2 separate regions of the Mus musculus genome follow, and region 2 is linked to region 1. A link is a loop called in an ENCODE intact Hi-C map of the cell type or tissue named here. Cell type or tissue: heart. All regions are shown on one strand. Links, peaks and the distances in the headings refer to the core of each region. The heading gives the core; the rest is flanking DNA.

Evidence for each region. Peaks named below come from ENCODE experiments on the same cell type or tissue, not always from the same donor. Only the 100,000 strongest peaks of a DNase experiment are listed, where the experiment ranks them.
Region 2: a loop joins it to region 1, with 2.6 times the contacts of the local background. A loop is called at or near these places in 2 of 42 quality-filtered maps.

The regions. Positions count from the first base shown.
Region 1 is chr9:35,047,955-35,055,954 of GRCm38, forward strand. It overlaps St3gal4 (ST3 beta-galactoside alpha-2,3-sialyltransferase 4), which reads right to left. Exons shown (of 11, transcript NM_009178.4): 2 at 7,620-7,695; 3 at 7,244-7,328; 4 at 6,748-6,828; 5 at 6,481-6,578; 6 at 6,109-6,169; 7 at 5,418-5,513; 8 at 5,124-5,313; 9 at 4,286-4,429; 10 at 1-8. The coding sequence starts at 7,635. It overlaps Gm51705 (a long non-coding RNA gene), which reads left to right and starts at 6,822. Exons shown (of 3, transcript XR_003948316.1): 1 at 6,822-6,892; 2 at 7,177-7,372. In heart, for the core only: no CTCF peak of the experiment used is centred there; DNase peaks (open chromatin) are centred at 2,167, 3,857 and 7,747; H3K27me3 peaks cover 666 bases.
Region 2 is chr9:35,146,777-35,162,769 of GRCm38, forward strand. The region is part of intron 2 of Dcps (decapping enzyme, scavenger); the gene reads right to left. Among named protein-coding and RNA genes, the nearest start is that of Gm24262, 10 kb to the left of the region's middle. In heart, for the core only: no CTCF peak of the experiment used is centred there; DNase peaks (open chromatin) are centred at 9,405 and 9,805.

The DNA.
Region 1 (8,000 bases), core at 1-8,000:
GTTGGCTTCTGAGGGACAGAGTAAGAGGGAGTTTTAAAGAACCACAATCCCCTCCTCCTCCACCATCTACCTCACACAACCTCAGGGTCAGTTCTCTGCCCAGTTCTCGTTGACCTTAGCTATCCAACCGGGCAACAGCTAACTAACCAAGCACCTACCTGAATGGAGCTAACACAGATGAGAAAGTGGATTTATTACTCAAGAAAACTGTGAACTCTCTATGGTGCTGGAGGTAGAACCTGGGCCTCATGTATTCCAGGCAAGTGTTCTACCATTGGTCCACGTCCTTTTTCCTGATTATCAAGTTTTAAATGCAGAGACTTAATGATGTTTGTGCCTGCTTGAGTTATATATACCATGTGCACGCAGGAGCCTCTAGAGACCAGAAGAAGGCATTGGGTGGTCTGGAACTAGAGTTACAGGTGCTGGTGAACCAAAGTGGGTGCAGAAAACTAAACCCAGGTCCTCCCCAGAAGCATCTAGTGCCCTGAACTGCTGAGCTACCTCTTCAGCTGCTAAGTTTTAAGTTTAAATTGTTATGAGTCTAGTGGCTATTGTGTTTATCTTATATCTTATCAACTTTACTACCTAGGAAATTACTATAGTACACTTGGGGGCGGGGACGGTATCTGTGAAGAATAGAAAGAATTGACTAGAGAGGGAAGATATACCCTAAAGGTGGGTAGGGATAAGATAAGGGTAGATAAGGGACCTGTGTAAGTACTTTTTCCTGCTTCTCACATTCCACCACGTCCTCCCTGCTGTTACTGATTAAATCGACTGAGACCTTGAACAAAATCTATCTTTCCATTAGTAAGTTGGTGACATCGGGGATGAAAGTCTGGCTGACACAACAGCGTACTAGATAATCCAACTCCCACATCTGGGGAAGATCTGGGTCTCCAGGAGGATGGTGGCTGTCAGAATGACAATAGCCACATTCACCATAATACTATCTGTTGCACGAGTATTTATAGGTGTCAGGCTTCATGCTGAGTACCAACACGGTACAGTACAGGATCTCCCAAACACATATGCACAGATACTGTTATTAGCCTCATTTTATAAATGAGCAAACTAGAACTAGCAAATATAAATAACTTGCTCAAAGAAGGGAAGAGGGCTCTGCCCTCCCCCTTGGATGTGGTGGTTCAACACCCATGGCTGTGTAATCTTTCCTGGGATGATATACCCCTTCTGTAAACCAGGGTCAGCGATACCTTGCCTGCCCATCTTATGGGCTGCTTCCCATTCCTTCCACCCCAATTTATCCACAGCAATGGTGGACTTAATATTCAAACTTCAGGAAGCTTGCCTTGCTTCACTCAGACAGTGGGCTTTAGAGAACATTTCACCTGCCCACTTACCCTGAGAGAGTCACTTCTTGGATTCCATAAGGCCTCTTAAAGGCTGATTTTCTCCTGGCATCCCTTTCAACTGTCTTTCTCTCCATTGCTTCTTGGTAGGCCTTATTTTCCACGGTTGCTGCCTTTTGTCTTTAAGACAGGATCTCACGCAGCTCTCGCTGGCTTTGAACTTACTACGTAGCTGAGGCTAACACTGAAATCCTACCTCTGCCTCTCAAGTACTGGGATTTCAGACGTTTACTACTGCACCTCCACCCCTGCCACGTTAAACACCCTGTGCTCTGGAATCCAGTTTGGAGTCCTGCAGAATTACACGGCCATCACCTCCTCACCAGCTCTGCTCCTTACGGTCTTCATCACACTCCCCCTCCTCCTGACATTCTCTGTATTAAATAAGTAGAGCACAACTGAGCAGTCATCCAAGCAGGAAACCAAGGAAACCTAGAGCTACTCATAAAACTCCCAATCCTCCCTGCAAGCATAGGTGCTAGGACACGGAACTGTACAGGAACTCACAATGGTTAGTGTTTTATGTCAACTTCACACAGCTAGAGTCAACTTAGAGGAAGGAACATCAATTGAGAAACTGCCCCCTAAGACACTACTATAGGCAAGCCTGTAGGGCATTTTCCTAATTACTGATTGAAGGAGGAGGGCCCAGCCCACTGTTGGTGGTCCTGGGTTCTGTACAAAAGCAAGCTGACCAAGCCAGTGAGGAGCACTCCTCCAGCTCCTGCCTCCAGTTTCCTGCTCTGCATGAGTTCCCACTCCAACTTCCTTAAATAATAATATGGAAGTGTAAGCAAAATAAATCCACTTCTCCCCAACTTGCCTTTGCTCGTGGCGTTTCATCACAGCAATAGTAACCCTGACTGAAACAGAACCTCCAGTTCTCTTTTATGACTGCCTTCTCACACAGAGATGGGAAATATGCAAATAGGATGTTTAAAGAATAGTTCATTATTTCATACAGTTTTTATGAGGGGAAACCACTGACCTAATTACCTAACCATCTAAATCTGGATGCTGAGCTCAGAGGTGAAGTCAGTCAGATTTGAGCTGCCAGTGGCTTAAAGATGGAGGGAGCTACAGGGCCCGGAATGCAAGCAGCCTCCAAGAGCTGAGTGTACCTCTTCCCTCAGACCACAGTCTGCAAGAACAGGGGGACCCTAGTCCTACAAACCATGGAAACCCAAACATGTTTCACCTAAGACAAGTTTGAAAAAAAATTACCATAAAGCCTCCAGATAGGAAGTCAGTTCTTATCGTCAACCTGCGACACTACAGAGAACCTACCGCCATGAGCCAAAGCCAGGGTGTATTTGAGGCCACTACGCTGACTGTCATTGGGCAGCAATGGAAAATCAGTGCAATATCACAGCCAAATACAGCCCTTTCTTTTTCCTTCCCACTGCCAGGAGCTGGATTCAGAGCCTCACCTTCTCCTACTTCCCTCTAAAGCCTTCACTCTATCATACGTTATGCATGCATGCTGGTCCACCCCTGTAACCCCGGCAATCAAGAAGCAGAGACAAGCACATTTCTGTGCATTCCAGCCTGGTCTACACAGTGAGACCCTGTCATAAGTGAAATCCCCCTTCCTGCCCTCAACGCCATCTGAACTAGAACAACTTGGTATTGGCAGGCTTATATGTGCACACCAAATGGACTGCCTCCTCCCACTTCACGCCTAATACATGCCATGATCCCCACAGGACTGACAACAGAACCACTTCAACTGTAGACTTTCCCAGATAACACAGCAGAAATGTGTTCCCCTCTGTGCTTCTACCACACTTAAGCAACTCTAGTGTGAAAGGTTGTCACTCCACAGTGAGACTGGCAGCTTATTCTGCTACAGGGCATCTCTTCTGAGCAGGCGGTCACAGCTTACTCTCTAAGCCCGTGAACTTGGGCTCACCACTGGGCAGTCACACTGTGGCCATGTGATGCATGATGTTGGATAATATAGACAGTTGAGAATAAACATGTTGATTTTAAAATTTGGCTAATATTAGCTGGGTATTGTGGCTCATTCTTGTAAACTCATAACTTGGGAGGACTACTATGAGTTTGAGGCCAGCCTGTCTCAAGAGAACTAACAAACAGCAAAGGGCAAACACTGAAAGGAACAGCTGCTCTGTTCCAATCTCTGTGATTGACATTTTATATTACTGTCTTAAGTCCTGCCTAAGCTTAAGTGGTCAATGCAAGTATTATCCTCACCATTAAGATAAGCAACTGAAATTTCCTAACGCTAGACCTGCCTAACAACCGCACAAAGTGGCACAGCCAAGAGCCCTGCCAATGCCTGCTGGTGACCTCCTTCTGCAGTCTCCTATGCCCCCATGAGAGAGTCTAAGATATACAGAAATAATATTCGCAAAGCTACAATGTGGGGTAAACCCTACCAGCTGAAGACTACCAGGACACAGAGTGTGAAAATCAAAGCTGTAACTCCCAAAACCACTTCAGCTCCCTAAACTGGTTTACCACACTAAGGACATGCAGGACAGACTGTCAACACTTCGTCTCCACTCACTCCAACAGATCAGTATGTTCCAATGTAGGACCGCAGGCTAAAAGTCTAACATTAACTACACTGACTCAAGCTGTTCCCACAGGTAAGGGCCAGTGAGTGTGCCAGCAGCTACCAATTTACAGATCCTGACCAGAGCCTGCCAAAAGCATCTTTAAGTCAGCGCCCAAATCCAATCCTTTCACCTACTCCATTTTTAGGGATAACCCAGTTTTCCAAAGTACACACTGTCCATCAGGGCAGCGTGCTGCGGAAGCACTCTTCAAAGGTTAGGTGCAAGCTGCACCCAATTCTTATGATCTCTCCTCGATTTCCACCCACAGCCCCATACCTCCCCCCCCCCCCCACCAGCTTGGTCTTGTCACCAGCTTGTCACCACCTGCTTGATCTTTCGAGGCTGTTGTATGGGCAGGCTCAGGAGCTTGTCTGCTGCAATCTCCATAAAGAAGGGGTTTAGAATCCGGACCTGTTTGGGGTTGACATCCCAGATGAGGGGAGGCTGTTTCCAGAAGCCTTTTCGCACCTATGGGGGTAGGGTTAGAAGGGAGACATGAAAAGAGGTGAAGGCCCGTTTCTCAACTCTATTCCAGCTGGTGGTCTTCAGATAGAGAAAATCCCAGTCAAGTGAGGTAAGACTTGTCCCAGACCTGAGAGACCAAAGGAGAGGTCAAGAGGAGCCCCCTTATCAGGAAGGAAAGGTAACATGTGAAGAGTGTGGGGTCTGACCACTACCTCTTTAGAGATATGTAGGCAAGCAGGGACTTGAGCCTTAGGCTGTCAACATACTGGGCAATAAATGCCAGATCAGTCGGTTCAGCCTTCATCCAGATGGCCCACTGAGAGAAAAGGCTCTTTGTGGGACCATCAGGGAAAGCTCCCAGAATGCTGCCTGCTTCAAGGTACCAGTGGGACAGCTTCATTGTTCCCAGGTTTCTCATACATCCTGACAGTTCTCCTATTCCAGGCAACCCTCCAGCCCAGGGGGCCTCTGGTTGCCACCCCAGCCCTACAGACTCTTGAGCAGGGCAGTTAATCAGCAGCCCTACAAAACAATGCCCTTGTCGAGAAGCCCAAGGCTCTGGCTGTGGAAAGCCTGGTTCACCATGTCCCTTCACCAATCCTTTAGGAGCATCATAAGGCGGTCCGTGGGACATAAAGCCCTGACCAGGAGAGCGTCCCCATCACCATATCTCTTTGTCCCACCTGACACAACTTACCCGCTTCTTATCACTCAAGATGGTCTCAATCCAGTGGAAGTCCATCGCCTTGAAAGCTACCAGGACCAAGAGCGTGTCTGGGTTGTTTTCTATTTTAGGGTCAAAGTGGGCCGACTCAGGATAGAAGAGACGTATGGTGGTCTTGGAGCCCACATCTCCCTCGTAGCCAGCCACAGGAGCATTGTTCAATCTGGCCCAGGAAAAGAACATCCATTACTGGAGATACCAGGCCTTTTGGCAGCCCCGTTTGGGACATCCAGGACCCAAAAAGAAGCAGGAGGGATGACCACACACCTGATGACCACGTCGTACTTGTTGATGACACCGCCCAGCGAGCTGTTCCGCAACCGGTGCCCATTTCCCACCACAACACAGCGACGACACTCGAGGCTGCCGTGGGAAGAGGGGTGTTCAAAACTTCTAGGCTCTTCTCAGCCATGCCTCAGGCATGCTAAGTGGCCCTGCTAATTGTTCTACTGACCTCCAAGTCTTGTACCTCAATATGAAACACAAGCAAGCCACGCATAGCAAAGAGATAATGAGAGGAGTGCCACAAGAAACCCCAGCACAAGAACTGTGCAAGGTGGCACACACTTGTAACTTGGCACTGAAGAAGTGCCAAATCCAGCCTGGGCTACATAAAGAAACCCTGTCTTAAAAGGAACCAAAAAAAAAAAAAAAAAAAAAAAAAAAAAACCAGAAAGAAGAGGGGAGGAGAAATCCTAGGACACAGCTTCCTTGCCTGTTGCCCAGGTCTGTCTGTTGCCATGGCAATACCTTCAGCAGCTTCTGCGTACTCTGGCATCTAGATGCTCAGGCTAAGTCGTTGTGATTTTAGAGTACCAATAGCTCCTGGAGACAGGCAGGCTACGGCAGGTCAAACTGGCCACAGTGAACCAAAGGCAAGGCACTAGACCATGATGAGTTCAAACTGGAGCAGGGGAAGTGAAGGTGCCAGATTATAATGAGAAGAATATCTCCTTACCTCTTTATGCTCTCAGGTATAGAATAGCTAGTGATGGCCAGCACCCGGAGAAGAAGGTCTTCTACAGGAAAAAAAAAAAAAAAAAAGGAACAGAAGAAATAGAATGAGAGAAGACCACGGTCATCAGCATTCTAAAGGCTGCTCCCATTCCACTCCCAAGATTCTCCCTCCTTGACATAGGTACCTGAGCCTGGGCAAAAGAACCCAGACATGGAGCCAGTGGATAGCAACATCCAAGAACGTGGCCCACAAGATCAGACCTTGAACTGTCTGTCCACTTGCTTGGGTAGAACAAGTCATTAAGCACATTAGTCCTTCAGAGCAGTTCATAGTCAGTGAGATGCTTGCCCACGGAGCTGAGAAATAACTTACCACTTCCTTTAGTCCCAAAGGGCAGCTCATAGGTGGATGGCGTCTTTACCCAAAAATAATCCTTAAGCTGCAGAAAGATGGGCTGTTCCCTAGAACGGCTATACAGCAAAGGGAAGAGAAAGAGATTAATCTGACGGAACAGGGTCAGGCCCCTGACTATAGTAGCTGGTCTTTGTCCTTCTTCCAGCTTCATCTACCCTCCAGCCCATTAGTGATGAGGCAAAACCACTCAGTCCTAAGTACCCTGTTCCATCATCTGGTACTTACTTGCCAAAAATCTTAGAGGCCTGTCTCTCTGCCTCACCCTGGAAGCATGGCTCTTTCTTCTCTGAGATGGGAAAATAAAAGCTGGAGAGAGAAAAAAAGAATCAGAAGATCCAGTCAGACTGAGGTCCTGATGCCATCATCGCAGGTAGGATCAACCTCCCCTGTGATGGTACAGAGGCCCCACAGAACTGGTGAAGGACTTACAGACTCAGTATCTCCTCAACCCAAGTTCCACTTTGAACACAAATCATTAAGGGTCCAGATCTTTCTGCCCTAACATTTCCTCTGTGGGAGATCACAGAAGCCACCCAGAACACCATCCCACCTATCCCCCAACCCACCCATCCCCATGGAAGGACTCTTTGAGCTAGCAGCTAGCTGAAGAGGAGATGTCAGGCAAAGGGTCTCAAAAGTTTCCTGCCTGGCTAGGTACCCTGCTTTTACATCAGCCCCTCTTGGTCGAGAAGTAATAGAAGAACACAGAAAGCATACTTACAACTCAATGTACCTATCTTCTCGGGAGATGGAATACCACACCATGACAACAACAAGGACCAGAGCCAGGGCCAGGAGCTTCCAGTCTGCAAGATACATGCACAACGGAGCTGAAGGCAGAGGCAGGCAGGTACAGTTCCAGGACGCCTTCTCCTTTGCTAATACTGGGCCCCTCCGCCCCCAGCACAGCAGACCCAGTCTCTGGCCTCATCCTGTCCCTAGAGAGGGGCTGGGACTGAAGTATTTCTGCTGTCAGGATAAGAAGAGTGTCCTTGGCTCCAAGTGTGACCCTCTACCACCCCTGCGAAGGTCCCAAGTTGATGCTGACAATGACTGCTGGACCTTCCAGCATGGAGGACCCCCAGGACAACACTCACGAGATTTGCTGGTCATGTTTCTCAGCAGATAGCAGGGTTCCTGGGGAGAAGTGTCATCCCGGCTGCCTCGGGCCACCTAGGAGGCAGGAGTCCCAGGTGTCAGTCTAGGCTCAGCCTGCACACCTAACTAGACACACCCCCTGCCTGCCCTTTTCCTGCTCTAGGAATCATGAAGCCACTACGTGGCAACCAGGCCCAGGTGATCTTCCTCCTAAATTCTCAGAGGGCAGTGTGAGGAATCTAGGTGGAGCCCTGCTACAGGAAGGGGAACTGAGGTCCCAACCCTCTTTCACTTCCCATGCCTGACTTACCAACACCAGTCTCTACTGCAATTTTCCAGCACTATGACACAGGAAGAATATGTTCGGGGGAAAGTAGATG
Region 2 (15,993 bases), core at 4,892-12,891, 100 kb after region 1:
CCAGGTACAAAACAAATTTTAGCACCAAAATTTACATCACAGATATGCTGCATCTACCATTAAAATTATTCCTGTTTTGAAAAATACATGGAGCCAGAGGCATATATACCATTTAAATAAGAATAAATTACTATTATTGTTTATTATTATTATTTTGAGAAAAGAATCTTGCTATGAAGCCCTGGCCAGGTTGGTCTCAATCTCAAGCGATTCTCTTGCCTCTTTCCTCCAAGTATTGGGATTACAGGCATGTGGCACCACATCTGCTAGTTATTCTTGTTATTGTTCTGCTATACTGGAGAAATATTGAAGAATGAACCCAGAATCTCATGCATGCCAAACAAGAATTCTATCACCTCTAACCCAACTCATTGTTTTTAAAGCTGATTTCTATTAGTCAATGGAAGAAGACATTATATTTTGAACAGCTTCCCAAATAAAAGGATTAAAATACCTCCTGTTACTATTGTTAACAGTATAGAATCATCAAATTTGTAAACTGGGACATCTTAGCTTATGCTGGTAACAGCACGCAATGACAGGGACTGTGAGGAACGGATGTGGCAGCAGTCCCAAGATGGCGCCCGGGACTGCAGCTAAGTCTTATGACTTGCACCTGACTTCCTCATACATCTGAAAATAAGCCTTGACCAGCGTGAGAGCTGCGCAGGCGCACCATGATGCTGGTGGTGTAAACAAGTCCATATTTGGTGGAGACATACCCCTACCGCCCTGATTGGCTAAAGCTACGTGCCTGGTGAGGTGGCGTGGCCTCCTGCCGTGAGTGGATGGGGGGGGGGGGGGGGCTGAGAGTATATAAGCAGACCTCCCTGGGTGCCCGGAGTCCCCGTAGCAGCATCGAGGTGTTCCTGCAATAAAGGCTGTTGAGAAGAATCCAACCGTTTTGTGTCTTCCTTGCCGGCCGAGGTGGGCGCAACAAGGGACTGCCTGCAGTAGTCTGGGATGGAGACATCTCAGAAGCCCACGGCAGCTCCTATAGAAAAGGATGGCATCTAGGACCCTGAGAAGCAGGAGACACATCCCTCCAGGGGACCCACCATCGGGGACTGCCTGCAGTAGGCCAGGATGGAGACATCTCAGTAACCCACAGCAGCTCTTTGTAAAAAAACAGTTGTTCCCATTTCTCCTAACCTTAGCCCTGGACAACAGCTGTATAGATTTCATTTGTGCACGACTGCTTTTCAGTTGGCTTGGTGTCTATTATATCTGACTTTCTTTTTTAAAAAAATGTTATTTATTATTATACATAAGTACACTGTAGCTGCCTTCAGACACACCAGAAAAGGGCGTCAGATCTCATGGGTGGTTGTGAGCCACCATGTGGTTGCTGGGATTTGAACTCAGGACTTTTTGCAGTCAGTGCTCTTACCGCCTGAGCCATCTCTCCAGCCCTATATCTGACTTTCTTATTTCTTTCTCCTTCTGCTCTGGTGAATTCTGTGAAACTAGATGTTCCTTGATGTAATGATTTTTTTTTTTCAAGACAGGGTTTCTTTATGTAACCCTGGCTGTCCTAGAACTCACTCTGTAGACCAGGCTGGCCTCAAACTCATAAATCCCCCTGCCTCTGCCCCTCAAGTGCTGGGATTAAAGGCGTGAGCCACCACTGCCCGGCTGATGTAATGATTCTTAAACAATTAAAAATTGAGGCATGGGACATAACACAGCACAGTCCTAATGGCCCAGGTGCATGCTGTGTGTTCTCATCTTGGTAACAATGCAATAACTGTACATTGGCAGTTCCGGGTTAATGCTTGACTTGCAAAGAAAGTTTGAAGAAATTATTAGAAAATGAAATAGAGCCAACATTGGGACCCCAAGAAAGAAAGAAAAAATCCTACTGAAGTTAGGAAACGAGTTTTGCATAACATTATTTTTCAATTTCTTTTTTTTTAAATTAGGTATTTATTTCATTTACATTTCCAATGCTATCCCAAAAGTCCCTCCCACCCTCCCACACCCACTCCCCCACCCACCCACTCCCACTTCTTGGCCCTGGCGTTCCCCTGTACTGAGGCATATAAAGTTGAGTTTTGCATAACATTTGAGAGTGGTTCCTGGATAAGCAAGTATAGACTATGTAAAATCTTATATTAGTAAAACTAAGTCAAAACACTGGGACTCTTAGGAGAGTCACTGTGTGCAATGTGCAGAAGCAGAAAGCTAGTGAAACTATTGAGTGAAGGATTAATTGGATTCTTTCTGGCCACTGCCTGGCAGCTTTGCCCATGTCATTTATCATTAGAGCTTCACAAGAAAATGTAAGTAGCTGGCCTTGGAGCTCTGAACTCTGAAGTATAATAAGTTAAAGTTTAAATAATGATAAGTTAGCAATTATTATTATCTTGGCTATAGGCCTGGGAATAGGGAAGCTTGAAGGTTTGGGGAACAATTGTAATTCTTGATTCTTTGTGGGACATGGTTATTCTTTTGAATTTGATTTGGCAATGAATGTACAATGTCTTTTTTTTTTTTTTACCTGCTTTTGGAGTATCAATAAAAGACTTGGGCAAGAAAAAGGTGAGCGAGCATGAGAAGAATGTGTGAAGAGTGAGTGAACAGAGAATATGAGGTGTGTGTGGAGAGTGTGTGTGTTTGAGCGAAAGGAGAGTACATGTGCTGTATGTGATATGTGTGAAGTGTGTGAGAGTGAAAGGGGAATGCACAGAGGTGTGTATGAGCGTGAGAGTTCAAGAAAAGAAAAACACACAGGAGAAAAGCAGAGAGGACAGGAGAATGCAGAGTGTGTGCAGCCTCAAGCTGCGAGCCTATGAGCCAGAGAGAAAGAGAGCAGAGGATGAGAGAGAAGAGAGAGAAACTTTAAGCCTTGAAAAACTGTCAGCTTGTACCCAAAAAGTAGTCTGTGTATATTTATGTATATTTATTATGCGCCTTCCAGATATCCCTGCTTCCTGTTGAGAACTCCGATCCCATGTCGAGGTAGGACCCCGACAAGCTTGTTTCTTTTCCTGTATGTAAAGCTGGATATCTTCATCAGCACGTTGAATGCAAACAAGGAACATTAATCAGCCAAAAAAAACTCACATTTTCTATGTGCAGCACAGCCACCTGACTTGTGAATCCTGGGGTAGAGCCAGGGAATCTGTACATCTAACAAGTTCCCAGGTGGCCTGATCCTGCTGGCCCAGGGACCACACAGAAAGATAACTGGGCAAACTCAAGTCGCTTCTACAGTGGTGGAACAAAGAGATAAGTCTGCAACTTGGAACATCTCAACATATCCTTATTCTGTTGTCACACTTTGGAATTTGGCTAGGGATATAGACAGGGCTCAGAGGGCAAGGATGCTTGCTGCCACATCTGATGACCTGAGATTGAGTCCCACAATCCACATGATGGAAGAAGAGACTGGACTGCGACTTCTACATGTATGCCGTGGCAGACCAGTACCCTTCCTATGCTCAAAATAAATAAATAGGTATGATAATAATAAAGTAAATCCGGGGGAGCCAGAGAGATTGCTCAGTGGCTAAGAGCACATACTACTCTAGTAGGGACCAGAATTAGATTCCCTGCATCCATGTTGGGCAGCTTACAACCACCTCTATCTCCAGCTTCAAGGGACCTGATGCCTCTGACCTCTGCCAGTACCTGCATACACATGCACAGATAGACACAGACACACATATACAATGATTTCTTTTAAAATTTTAAACTTTAAAAAGTTGTTAATGATCCTGCCTATAACTTCAGGAGAAGACTTCTGCTTTACCAGAGGCCATGCCAGAACTAGGGACCCCAAGTAAGATACCACCAAAAGCACCACAGCCCCCCCCCCTAGCCCCACCCTCATATTCTGGCCAGCCCACCACTCAGGCAGGAGACTCCTACTTTATTGGAAGCCACATAAAGAACCCCAGATGGCTAGAAGCCAGTGTAAGAACACAATCAACAACAGGCAGGGCAATATGATACCACTGTAGCCCAGCTAACCTACTACAGCAAGCCCTGGATACTCCAACACAGCTAAAGCACAAGATAATGACTTTAAATCCAATTTTATGAAGATGATAGAGGTCTTTAAAGAGGAAATGAATGAATCCCTCTTAAAAATCCAGGAAAATACAAACAGATGAAGGAAATGAATAAGCTGCTCAAGATCTGAAAATGGAAATAGAAGCAGTAAAGAAAACATAAACTGAGGGAATCCTGGAGATGGAAAATCTAGGCAAGTGAACAGGAACTACAGACACAAGCATCAACAACATTATACAAGCAGTGGTTGAGAAAAATCTCAGCTGTAGAAGAAACAGTAGAAGAAATTGACAAAAAATAGTCAATAAAATACTTGCAAATCAAATCCAAGAACACATCAAAAAGATCATCTACCTTGAAGAAGTAGGCTTCATCCCACAGATGGAGGGATGAATCAATATATGAAAATATCAGTTCAATTCACCATATAAACAAACTGAAAGGGGGAAAAAAAACATGATCATCTCATTAAATGCTGGAAAAGCCTTTGACAAAATCCAACACCCCTTTAATAAAAATCTTGCAGAGATCAGGGATACAGGGGACTTACCTAAACAAAATAAAGGCAATATTCAGCAAGTCAATAGACAATATAAAATTAAATGAAAAGAAACTCAAAGCAATTCTACTAAAATAAAGAATAAGATAAGGCTGCGCACCCTCTCCATGTCTATTCAATATAGTACTTGAAGATCTAGCTAGAGCAATAATACAACTAAAGGAGATCATGGGGATATAAATTGGAAAAGGAAGAAGTCAAAATATCACTATTTTCAGAAGATGTGATACTATGTATAAGCAATCCCCAAAATTCTACTAGAGAACCCCTATAGCTGATAAACACCTTCAGGGAAGTAGCTGGATACTAATTAACAACAACAACAACAGCAATCAGTAGCCCTCCTATCTACAAATGATAAAAGGTCTGAGAAAGCAATCAGGGAAACAACACCCTTCACAATAGTCACTAATAATATAAAATACCTTGGAGTAACTCTAACCAAGCAAGTGAAAGATCTATATGACATGAACTCCAAGTTTTTGAAGAAAGAAATTGGAGAAGATATCAGAAGATGGAAAGATCTCCCATGCTCATGGATCAGTAGGATTAACATAGTAAACATTCTCATTTTACCAAAGAGACACCATGACATGACCAAAGCAACTTTTATAAAGGACAATACTTAATTGGGGCTGGCTTATATTTTCAGAGGTTCAGTTCATTATCATCATGGTGGGAAGCACAGGAGCATCCAGGTAGACATGGTGCTGGAGAAGGAGCTAAGAGTTCTACATCTTGATCCAACTGCATCCGGGAGAGACTGTCTTAGAGGCAGCTAGGTGACACAGTGATACACTTCTTCCAACAAGGCTCCATCTCCTAATAGTTCCACTCTCTGGGCCAAGCATATACAAACCACCACAGGTTCATCAATGGAATCAAATCAAAGACCCAGACATGAATCCACACACTTATAGACACTTGATTTTTGACAAAGAAGCCAAAATATACAATGGAAAAAATTACGCATTTTCAACAAATGGTGCTGGTTTAGCTGGATGTCAGCATGTAGAAATATACAAATAGGTTCTTATCTATCCCCCTGTACAAAACCTAAGTCCAAGTTGATCAAAGGCCTTAACCATAAAACACTGAACATGATAGAAGAGAAAGTAGGGAATATCCTTAAACATGTTGGCACAGGAGACAACTTCCTAAACAGAACATCAATAGTGCAGACAGTAAGATCAACAATAAATGGGACCTCATGAAACAGGAAATCTTCTGTAAGGCAAAGGACACTGTCATCAATAGGAAAAATGGCAGCCTACAGGATGGGAAAAGATCTTCACCAACCCACCATCTAACAAAGGGCTAATTTCCAATATACATATATAAAGAAATCAAGAAGGGCTGGTGAGATGGCTCAGTGGGTAAGAGCACCCGACTGCTCTTCCGAAGGTCAGGAGTTCAAATCCCAGCAACCACATGGTGGCTCATAATCACCCGTAATGAGCTATGACTCTCTCTTCTGGAGTGTCTGAGGATAGCTACAGTGTACTTACATATAATAAATAAATAAATGAATCTTTAAAAAAAAAAAAGAAATCAAGAAACCAAGAAACTAGACATTGACAAACCAATTAGTCCAATTTAAAATTGGGGTATAGATCTGAACAGAATTCTCAACAGAGGAATCTCATGTGGCTGAGAAGCACTTAAAGAAATGTTCAACATCCTTAGCTGTCAGGGAAATGAAAATCAAAACAACTCTGAGACTCCATCTTACACCTGTCAGAATGGCTTAGATCAAAACCACAAGTGACAGCTCATGCAGGCATGAATGTGGAGCAAGAGAAGCACTCCTCCATTACTGGTGGGAATGCAAACTTGTAGAGCCATTTAGAAACCAGTACGACAGTTTCTCAGAAAACTAAGAATCAATCTATCTCAAGACCCATCCACACCATTCCTGGTCATACACACCCAAAACCACAAGGACACTTGTTCAACTACATTCATAGCAGCTTTATTTGTAATAGCCAGAAACTGGAAACAACCCAGATGTCCTTCAACCGAAGAATGGAAAAAGAAAATGGTACATTTATACAATGAAGTATTATTCAGCTGTTAAAAACAATGACATCATTAAGTTTACAGGCAAATGTATAGAACTAGAAAAGATCATCTTGAGTGAGGTAACCCACACCCAGAAAGACAAACATGATATGTACTCATTAATAAGTTGTTATTAGCCAGAAAACACAGGATAACCATACTACAATCCACAGACCCAAAGAAGCTAAATAACAAGGTAGCCAAGGGGAGATGCTTGAATCTCACTGGGAAAGTGAAATAAAATAGACATCCAGGATGGATAGAGGGAGGGAACTAGGTGGGAAAGGTGGTAGGGAGGGAGAACTCCCAGTGATCTATGAGGGTGACCCTAGCTAAGACTCCTGGGAATGAGGGAAACAGAACCTGAACTGGCCATTTCCTATAACCAGGCAAGACTTCTACAATTTGTCCTACCTACAAGATGTGCTGGGGTAAAGGTAGCATAGAAATTATGGGAGTTGCCAGCCAATGACTGGTCCAGCTTGAGATCCATGCTAAGAGAGGGAACCCACCCCTGACACTGCCTTGAGGACCAGGACCTAGAGGCTGGATAGCCCAGAGACCTAGAATAGACAATGATTCCTAATGATAGTCTGCTATAGATGGGTGTTTAACCCAATTGTCATCAGAGAGTCTTCATCCAGAAACAGATGGAAACAGACCCAGAGGCCCACCACCAAACATTAGGTGTAGCTCAAGGTATCCTGTGGAAGAAGGGAGGAAGGACTGTTCTTACAGTTGGGGGTCAAAGGATAGCACAAGAACCCGCAGAATCAACCAACTTGGGCTCACAGGACTTCACAGAGACTGATTCGATAAGTTTGGAACCTGCATGGGATTGACCTAGGCCCCCTACATATGTGTTACAGTTAAACAGCTTGCTCTTCTTATAGAACTCCTAACAGTGGGGGCAGGGGTTGTTTCTGGATGTTGTTTGCCTGCTTTGGGTACTCTTTTCCTCATACTGGGTTGACTCATCTACCTTAATACATGGGAGGTGCCTAGACTTAACTGCAACTTGATAGGCCATGTTTGGTTGAGCATTTTGACTGCCCCTTGAAACTAGAATCCTATATGCCCGTCTTGCCTTCTTCCCAATGCTTTATCTTTCTTTGAAGCTATTTACTGCCACTTGATTAGTTCATTCATTTGTTCTATAAGGCAATTTTGTTTGTTTTTTTTTGTTGTTGTTGTTTGTTTGGTTTGGTTTGGTTTGGTTTGGTTTGGTTTGGTTTGGTTTTTTGAGACAGGGTTTCTCTGTGTAGCCCTGGCTGTCCTGGAACTCACTCTGTAGACCAGGCTGGACTCGAACTCAGAAATCTGCCTGCCTCTGCCTCCCGAGTGCTGGGATTAAAGGCATGCGCCACCACCACCTGGCTTGTTTGTTGTTTTGAAATAGGGTTTCTCTGTATAGTTCTGGCTATCCTGGAACTTGCACTATAGACCAGGCTGATCTCCATCTCAAAGATGGCCTGCCTCTGCCTCCTTGAGTGCCGGGATCACAGGCATGTGCCACCACTAGAAGCAGTGACTTCGTTGTGTGCTATCATCCTAACAGAGGTTGAATCCAGGTGCTTTGGTAGCTAGGCCACAATCTACCTACAGAACCAACCAGGATCAATACAGGCTAAAGAAGAAGGAATGCATTACAAAGCACTTGAAGTGTGTGCACATACAACTGCATAAGCATAGCACCAAAGAGCCTGAAGAATATACTCCAGCATGAAGAGAGAGCACTCCTGCTAGCAGCAGACTTTTACAGAATTAAAATCTTAAGTCATTTTTTATTATTGCAATTTTCTAAAACAAGAATCCATCACTATATATAAAAATACATTGGAGGAAAAATAATACATCAGAAACAGAAAAATAAGCCATCCTTCTAAACAGCCACCGAATTGCAAATTCAAAGCCAGCTGGGCTATACAGCAAGACCCAGTCTCAAAACAACAACAAAAATAAACCAAAAACCAAACAAACAAAAATAGTAATAACAAAAAAATGCAAGGTGTGGTAGTGTGCACCTATAATCCAGCACTTGAGAGGTAGGAGCAGGACTACAAGTTCAAAGCTGGCCTGGCCTGCACAGCAAGGTTCATGGCAAGCTAGGCTATATAGTGAGACATGTCCCCCAAAATGTAACAGACCTAGAGAGGTTAAGCAATTTGCCCAGAGCCACTCACACACTATTAAGTGGATTTGGGGTCAGAATATATGGGATCTGGCTTTTCTATGTAATGCAGTCTTCCTCATTCCATAGGGCCATAATCTTCTGTGCTATAGCCATGTTTTCCAAAAGCAGCTCCATCAGATAATAGAAACACGAATGCCCCAACCCTACTGCTAAACACAAAGACAGCTGTTACTAAAGCTATCGAACATGAGATGCCAGTGTGACTGGATCGTAAACTGGGGGTGGTTGGTGTTAAAGTGTAAAGAGAGGACCACCACTATGCCTGTCTCACCATGATGTTTCCTGGGAAGTGGAACATCCAAACTCTACTCCTCTCCTTGCTAGGATACGGTACACAGACTGTAGCCTGCTGTGGCTGGAAAACAGGCTCTAGAATATTCAGAGTAGAACTGGAGAGGACCCTGCTCTAGCTGACTGTTCACAGAGTGACTTAACATTTGCGCCACATGCTCCCCATCCCGCTCCCATTCCCCATCACTAGTATGAGCTCATGAGGAAGGAGGCATGGGGTAGAGAAGTTTAGAAGAAGAGCCAAGTAGTTGTGTTCCCAGCCCTTGGGCTCTGGCAGCAGCTCATTATCCACAAGAATGTTCTAGCAGTGGGATGGTCACACTGATGCACTCCAGCTGAACAGCAGCCCACATAGTCCTCCTCTCTGTGGCTCACATGAGCAGGCTAAGTAAGGCTCTGATTACGGTGGCTCCACCTTGACTTTAGCAGACCTGTGGATCTCCTGCAAGGTCTTCTGCATTAAGTAAAGCCCCTCTGTCTCCAAGCTGGACACAGAAAACCAACTGCTCCTGGAGGTGGGAAGCGGGGCTCTCCAGAAGAAAGTTAAGAGCAGCTGCTGCCACTCACTGCCAAGGCCAGCTTAGCCAAATCCCCAGGAAAATGCTGCAGCACATGAACATGAAAACACAAACCACAGACAGTCTGCTCTCCTTCCTACACACATGTTCAAACAAGGCAGCTTTCCCCAGCCAAGCCCTGGACTGGAGCAGGATGAGGTCATTTCAATGTCTCTGTCTGTGGCTTTTGCTTTCCCTTCATTCTGATGAGCCAGTTTCCACTGATGTGACCCAGATGCGGCCCTGGGAGGACAGAGAAGCAAGAGCAGGGAACATGATTGGAGTTCGATCCCTACCACTTCAAGAGCCTCCCAGAGCTAGCCAGGTGAGGGAGCACACAACCCAGCAGGCCCAGCAGGGCAGTGGGTCACAGGACTCCTACAGAAAGCCTTCGGGAGAGGCAGGTGGAAGGACCACCTACTTGATCTGCATTCACACTCTTCCTCTGTGGATGTTCCCTGGCTGGAGAGTCAGAGGGAGGAGTGGAGGCTGGCTGTTGGTCACAGGCTTTGGTGTGGTGTCACTGTCCTGCACCGTGGAAGTACTCAGGGGAGGCCTGAACAGACCTCCACATGAAGGGTTAGCGTGGCTGAGGGCGGGTCAGATCCTTGCAGCAAGCTTCTGCTGTTAATGACCTGTCTCTGTAAAAACTCAGGAATGCTGCTGAAGACAGAGGGGAGGCAGATGCTGACTTTAGCAAAACCCTCAGCAAGATTGTAGTCAACTTCTCCACATCTTAAGTTCCAAAGGAAGCATGTGACAGCACCGGATAAAAAAACCCCTAGGTCTCCTGGTCCCCAGGCAAATTTGGTAGCTGGAATGGTAGTCTTGGGGGACAGCAAATGCTGCGGTGGGTCAAAGAGCTCTCTGAAAAGCTCCACTTCAGAAGTCAGAGAGCTGATTCATAGTGAGATTGTAGAACTGTTGAATGACAGCCCTGGTCTTAAAGCTGAGAATTCACCTGCTTCTTATGGAGGTGAGTACAACAGACCACAGGAGCCAAACACTCCAGAAGACAGCACTTCTTTTAGCTCTCCTATTCAAAGTATTTGCTTGGTTCACTCAGAGGAACGTTGGGTGCCAATTCTTGATGTAGCACCCCTGGACACTGTGGCATGGGAAAGAAGGCCAAAGCACCGGATAACTCCCCAAGAGAGAAGCTGGGAATTCTAGGTTGTGACCTACTTAGATGTACGAGTGAGGAATAAACACAGAACCAGCCACCATCACTTGTGGTGATGGAACTTGCTGCAAGCAATCAGCTTTCACCCATTGTCGCTGGGCAAGGAGGCTCAGAGCCTCGGGACCTTGTCCCCATCTGAGGAAGGCAGAGAAGAGCACACAGTTCCTGCTGTGATGGCTACTCCTCATTACTCTCCATCTACTCATTCCTAAGTGCTCTGAATGAAATGGTTCCTCCAGCCAGTAAAGAGTGTGCTGAGAAGAGAGGCCACTGCTGTTGTCAGTAGAAGAAACATGAGTCAAACCATCAGGAAAGGGAGCACAGGTCCTGGGTCAAGAATTTGAGTTGGGTATCAGGGTTTTTCCCACCTTGGAATCATTCTGCTTAATATCTTCTGCTGTCCCTCTAAGGTCAGAGGGCCCTGGCACACTCAGGTTAACTAAACACACCAGCAAAGAACGCATGAGCAAAGACAGAGAAACCTGTCATCTTTAAGCAGTGATACCAGCTCAGTAGAGCTCACTTCCAGTCAGTCCTGTTAATAAACTGGCATCACACAAAGTGAGCTCTAGGACAGCCAGGACTGTCACAGAGAAATACCAAAGGGAACAAACAAACAGCAACAAACCAGCATTGCAACCCTGTCTACCTCCAGCCCTCCACATCATTAAACCCTGTCCATCTAGAAGAGGCTACACACATTTCCTAGGGCTGTCCCTCACTGATACATACCCTAGAGCAGCAATTCTCAGCTCCCTAACTCATGTGGGTCTCAACCCCTTTGGGGATCTAGTGACCCTTTCACAGGGACTATATATCAGATATCCTGCATATCAGATGTTTATATTATAATTCATAACAGCAAAATTACAGTTACAAAGTAGCAACAAAAATAATTTTATGGGGGGGGGGGGTCCACCAAAACATAAGAAACTGTATTAAAGGCTACAGCATTAGAAAGGTTTGAGAACCACTGCTAGAGGTACGCAGGGGTCATCTCAGCTGGAACACACATGGTTTGGAGCTATGAAAAACTTAATTGTTAACTGATAGGTTCTGCCTGACCAGAGTCAAAGGCACGCTGTAAAGGAAGCAGCAGAGGCCTCAGACAGGTCTTTATTATTGGTTTTGTTTTGTTTTTTTGTTTTTTTTTTTTTTTGCACCCGTCTTACTTGATGAGTTAGCACCTAAAAACTGTCTATGTATTCAAGTATCACAACACTGGTCTTGAAGAACTCACAAGTCTAACCCCATTCCTTTACCTGTTCTTATTTTTTTTAGACAGGGTTTCATTATATATCCTAAGCTGGCCTGGAACTGTAAACCAAGCTTGCCTCAAACTCAGAGATCCAAGTGCTAGGATCAAAGGCTTATACCACCACACCAGGCCTGCCTCAGTTTTTTCAATACTAACATTCATCAGATGGTCCTCATCACAGCCTTTGCTTTTATGTGTTTATCTTAATATGAACTTACACATATTCAGTTCTCTTGAAGAACAAGTGATCACCTGAGCTCCCCAGGGTCCCGTTGGATCTCCCTCTTTTCTGTACTACTGTGGAGTAGCCCAAGATATGCATACCCCATGCTTTACTGACCTCACAGGGTCATTTAAGTTGTTCTCTTCTTGTTTTGGTCTATCACAAATGATGCTGCACTGAATATTTTCTACCCCTTCATTCATACACATGAGCTTGTGTCTGAGCCAGATATCAGGAAGAGGAAATGCTAGCTCAAAGGAATGTACTTTTTACAAAGGTGGATGCCCATGGTTCTTGTCATGTGTGTGTACACACACCCACTATACAAGAGCACCCAGGAATGTGTGCATAGGAGTGAGGGAGATGCTAAGGTCTCCATCTGTCTGGATTCTCTCTGGTGTGCTCTCAATGATGTAACTTGCTGTGTTCTTTTTTGTTTGTTTGTTTTTGTTTTTGTTTTTGTTTTTGAGACAGGGTTTCTCTGTACAGCCCTGGCTGTCCTGGAACTCACTCTGTAGACCAGGCTGGCCTCGAACTCAGAAATCCACCTGCCTCGGTCTCCCAAGTGCTGGGATTAAAGGCATGCGCCACTGCCTGGCAACTTGCTGTGTTCTATGCTACAGATATCTACAGGAACCTCAGCCACCAAATGTAGACATATGTGGGAGACACTCAACTCCTATTTAATGGTGACTCCCTGGTCATTAAAAAAAGCTCACCACATAGGCCAGAGGTTGTGGCATACACCTTTAATCCCAGCACCGAGGAGGCAGAAGCAAGTGGATCTGTGAGTTCCAACCCAGCCAGGGCTACATAGTGAGACACTGCCTTTATAAACAAAAAAGGTCCACTGCAATGGCAGTAAAATGAATAAAGCCACAAGGTTGCCAAGAACGGGGTGGGAGTCAGGAGAAATGGGACCAATTCATTCCTTGAAACTAAAAGCACAGTGTGAACATATAAGACAGCGCAGGAGGAAGCTGCCACATAGGCAGTCAGTAGGCTACGTAGAGATCATCAGATCTTCCAGGAGGAAAGCTGGGTTCTCAGAAACAGCTCCTGAGGATGGGAAGGGAAATGAAGCTGAAAACTGAGATCAACTTAAGGGCTGTCTGCAGAACAAGTGCACTAATTGGCTCCATCGCTGCCACATCCCAGGGGAAGCAGCTAATGCCAGGTGAAAACAGGAGGGCTGGCCTCCAAAATATTAAACCAAGGAACTAGAGAAAAAGTTGACAAACTTCTATAAAAAGCCAGCTACTAAATACCTGAAGCTTTGTAGGCCTGACAGGGTCTCCAGCTCATATTATTTTTCAGTTGGGAGCATGAACTTATAGTACCAGTCAAACTGTGCCACTGAAACCCAGTCTGGCAGCCAATAAGCCCCTCTCCCAGCCAGAGTACTACAGGAGCTTCCCATTCAGGGCAGAGGCCTACTGTAGAAAGAGATCAACCATTGTGAGGGCAAGTGGATCTGTGAGTTCCAACCCAGCCAGGGCTACATAGTGAGACACTGCCTTCATAAACAAAAAAAGTCCACTGCAATGGCAGTAAAATGAATAAAGCCACAAGGTTGCCAAGAACGGGGTGGGAGTCAGGAGAAATGGGACCAATGGGGGCAGCCCAAACATCTGCCCTCAAAGAATATGCACCCAATGCTTCATTTTTAAGTATGAATGAACTACTGTGCATCACCAGACACTGAGGGAAACCAGAAGCCTGAAGAAGAATGACCAAGATAAACAAGGGAACCAGATCCCAGAGGAATGAATAGTTTCAGGGTCAGGAGATAATTTAAAAACAACATCTCTAATTAGTGTGTCAGAGAAACCCAACACAATTTAGCTTTCCTAAAGCAAGAGCAAGATACTGTGAGAGTGAAACTGGAGAACGGGAGAATTTACAATATCAATGCCAAAGGAGTGCCCACACTAGAACACCTGGGACACAAAGTGAAGACTATGTATCAAACTAGAGTAGGAAAAGACATGGAGAAGGTAAGACAACTAAAAAAACTCAATCTTGGAAGTGTTGTGTTCAACACAAGAGTTTCAGTGTAACACTGGGGGTGGGGTGGGGTCAAGCAAAAAGAAATGAGTGAAAAGAAATCAAAGAAGCAGGGAGAAAAACATATGCACAGAGCAGAAGGACGATGGAAGACTTTAAACTAAATGGCCTCAGATAACTCAGAGCAATAGATAGGAATGCTCAATGTAGACACCGAACAAAAACAAAACAAAACAAAAGCCCTCAGAATCAAAGATCAACAGAGTATGTTGTATATACCTAATGAAGGTAATAAAAAGAAAATAACCCACCCTAAGGTTCCTTCACATCAATGAGAATCAGGCTGGCATCGGCTATGTTGTCTTCTTGGTTATGAGCCTAGCCTTAAATGTCTGAGCAGTCTCTCTAGCGCTGGCATCAGATATCTTAACAGTGACACAGATGGCTTGAAGTCAACAGATCAATGTTTTTAATGCTTGAAGGGAAAATTAATTCAACTAGACAAATCAACCGAAAGCAACAAAACAAAGGGTTCAGGATTTACTCCCACATATCTTTCTGTGGAATTATTTTATAGTTGCTTCAGCTAATCAAGAAAGGAAAGCAAGAAAGAAAAAGACACCGAATTTAGAAGACACAGTCTGACCTAGAGAAAATGTGAAAAGAAGTCTCTGGTTGAGAGCTGCATAGCGTGCCGGCACCATGGGCAGTCCAGACAGGAGGAGCAGGAAAGGGCTTCCTGCAAACGGAAAGGTAGCGTATGCCATGTAATGAATTACCAAACTGAAACCAATGTGTGAGTCACTTCAGGAGCAGGGAGAAAGGCCATAGCATTCTTCCAAACACAGTGAAGAGAGGCAACCAGAAACACCATGCAAAAACGTAAAAGCTGTAAAAACCCACTGGTTACTGACTAAATGTTACTGACTAAAAAGCAGTATGATTCGGAGGATCTACTGGAACCTAGGAAATGAGAATCACTGACCTTGGAGTCACAGGCACTCTACACAGCATGGTGATATCCACTGTGAAGGTAGGAGAGAAGGTACAATACCAGCATCCTGCTTCGGCATGCAGCAAATGCTACTGATATGCCAAAGCAAGGAAAGCGCTGTTCAATGACTTTTCAACTTAGAACCAATACTGAGACAAAGCATGAAAGATGACCCATCCTGTCTGGAGATACAGGTTAGTGGTAGAGCACTTGCCTAGCATGCTCAAGGCACCAGGTTCGATCCCTGGTGCTACAAGAACTACACAAGACAGTGTAACAAAGCATACTGACAGCTAGCTAAAAAGGCAGTGCTGGAAATAAGGAGGTGGCAGAAGGCAGAAGAGACAGTGGGAAAGCTGGACACACTCATCCTTTCCCCTGATTTGCATTAAACAGCAACAAAACCAGAAAACAAAAACCAGCTACATTTAAAGACACTGAGCCTTCCAAAGGCAGATAGATAAAGACTGGGAGTGCAGGGAATGAAAAAGGAGGCAAAGGAGTTGATTCTTTCCTTTCTTCTCTCCCTCCTTCCATCCGTCCTTCCTTTCTTTTTCAGACAGGGTCTCCGTAACACTGGTCATGGTGTGGTTGCTTCTGAGAAGTGAGGTGGGAAGGGGGCACAGCAGTAGGGGTCCGTTCATGCCCA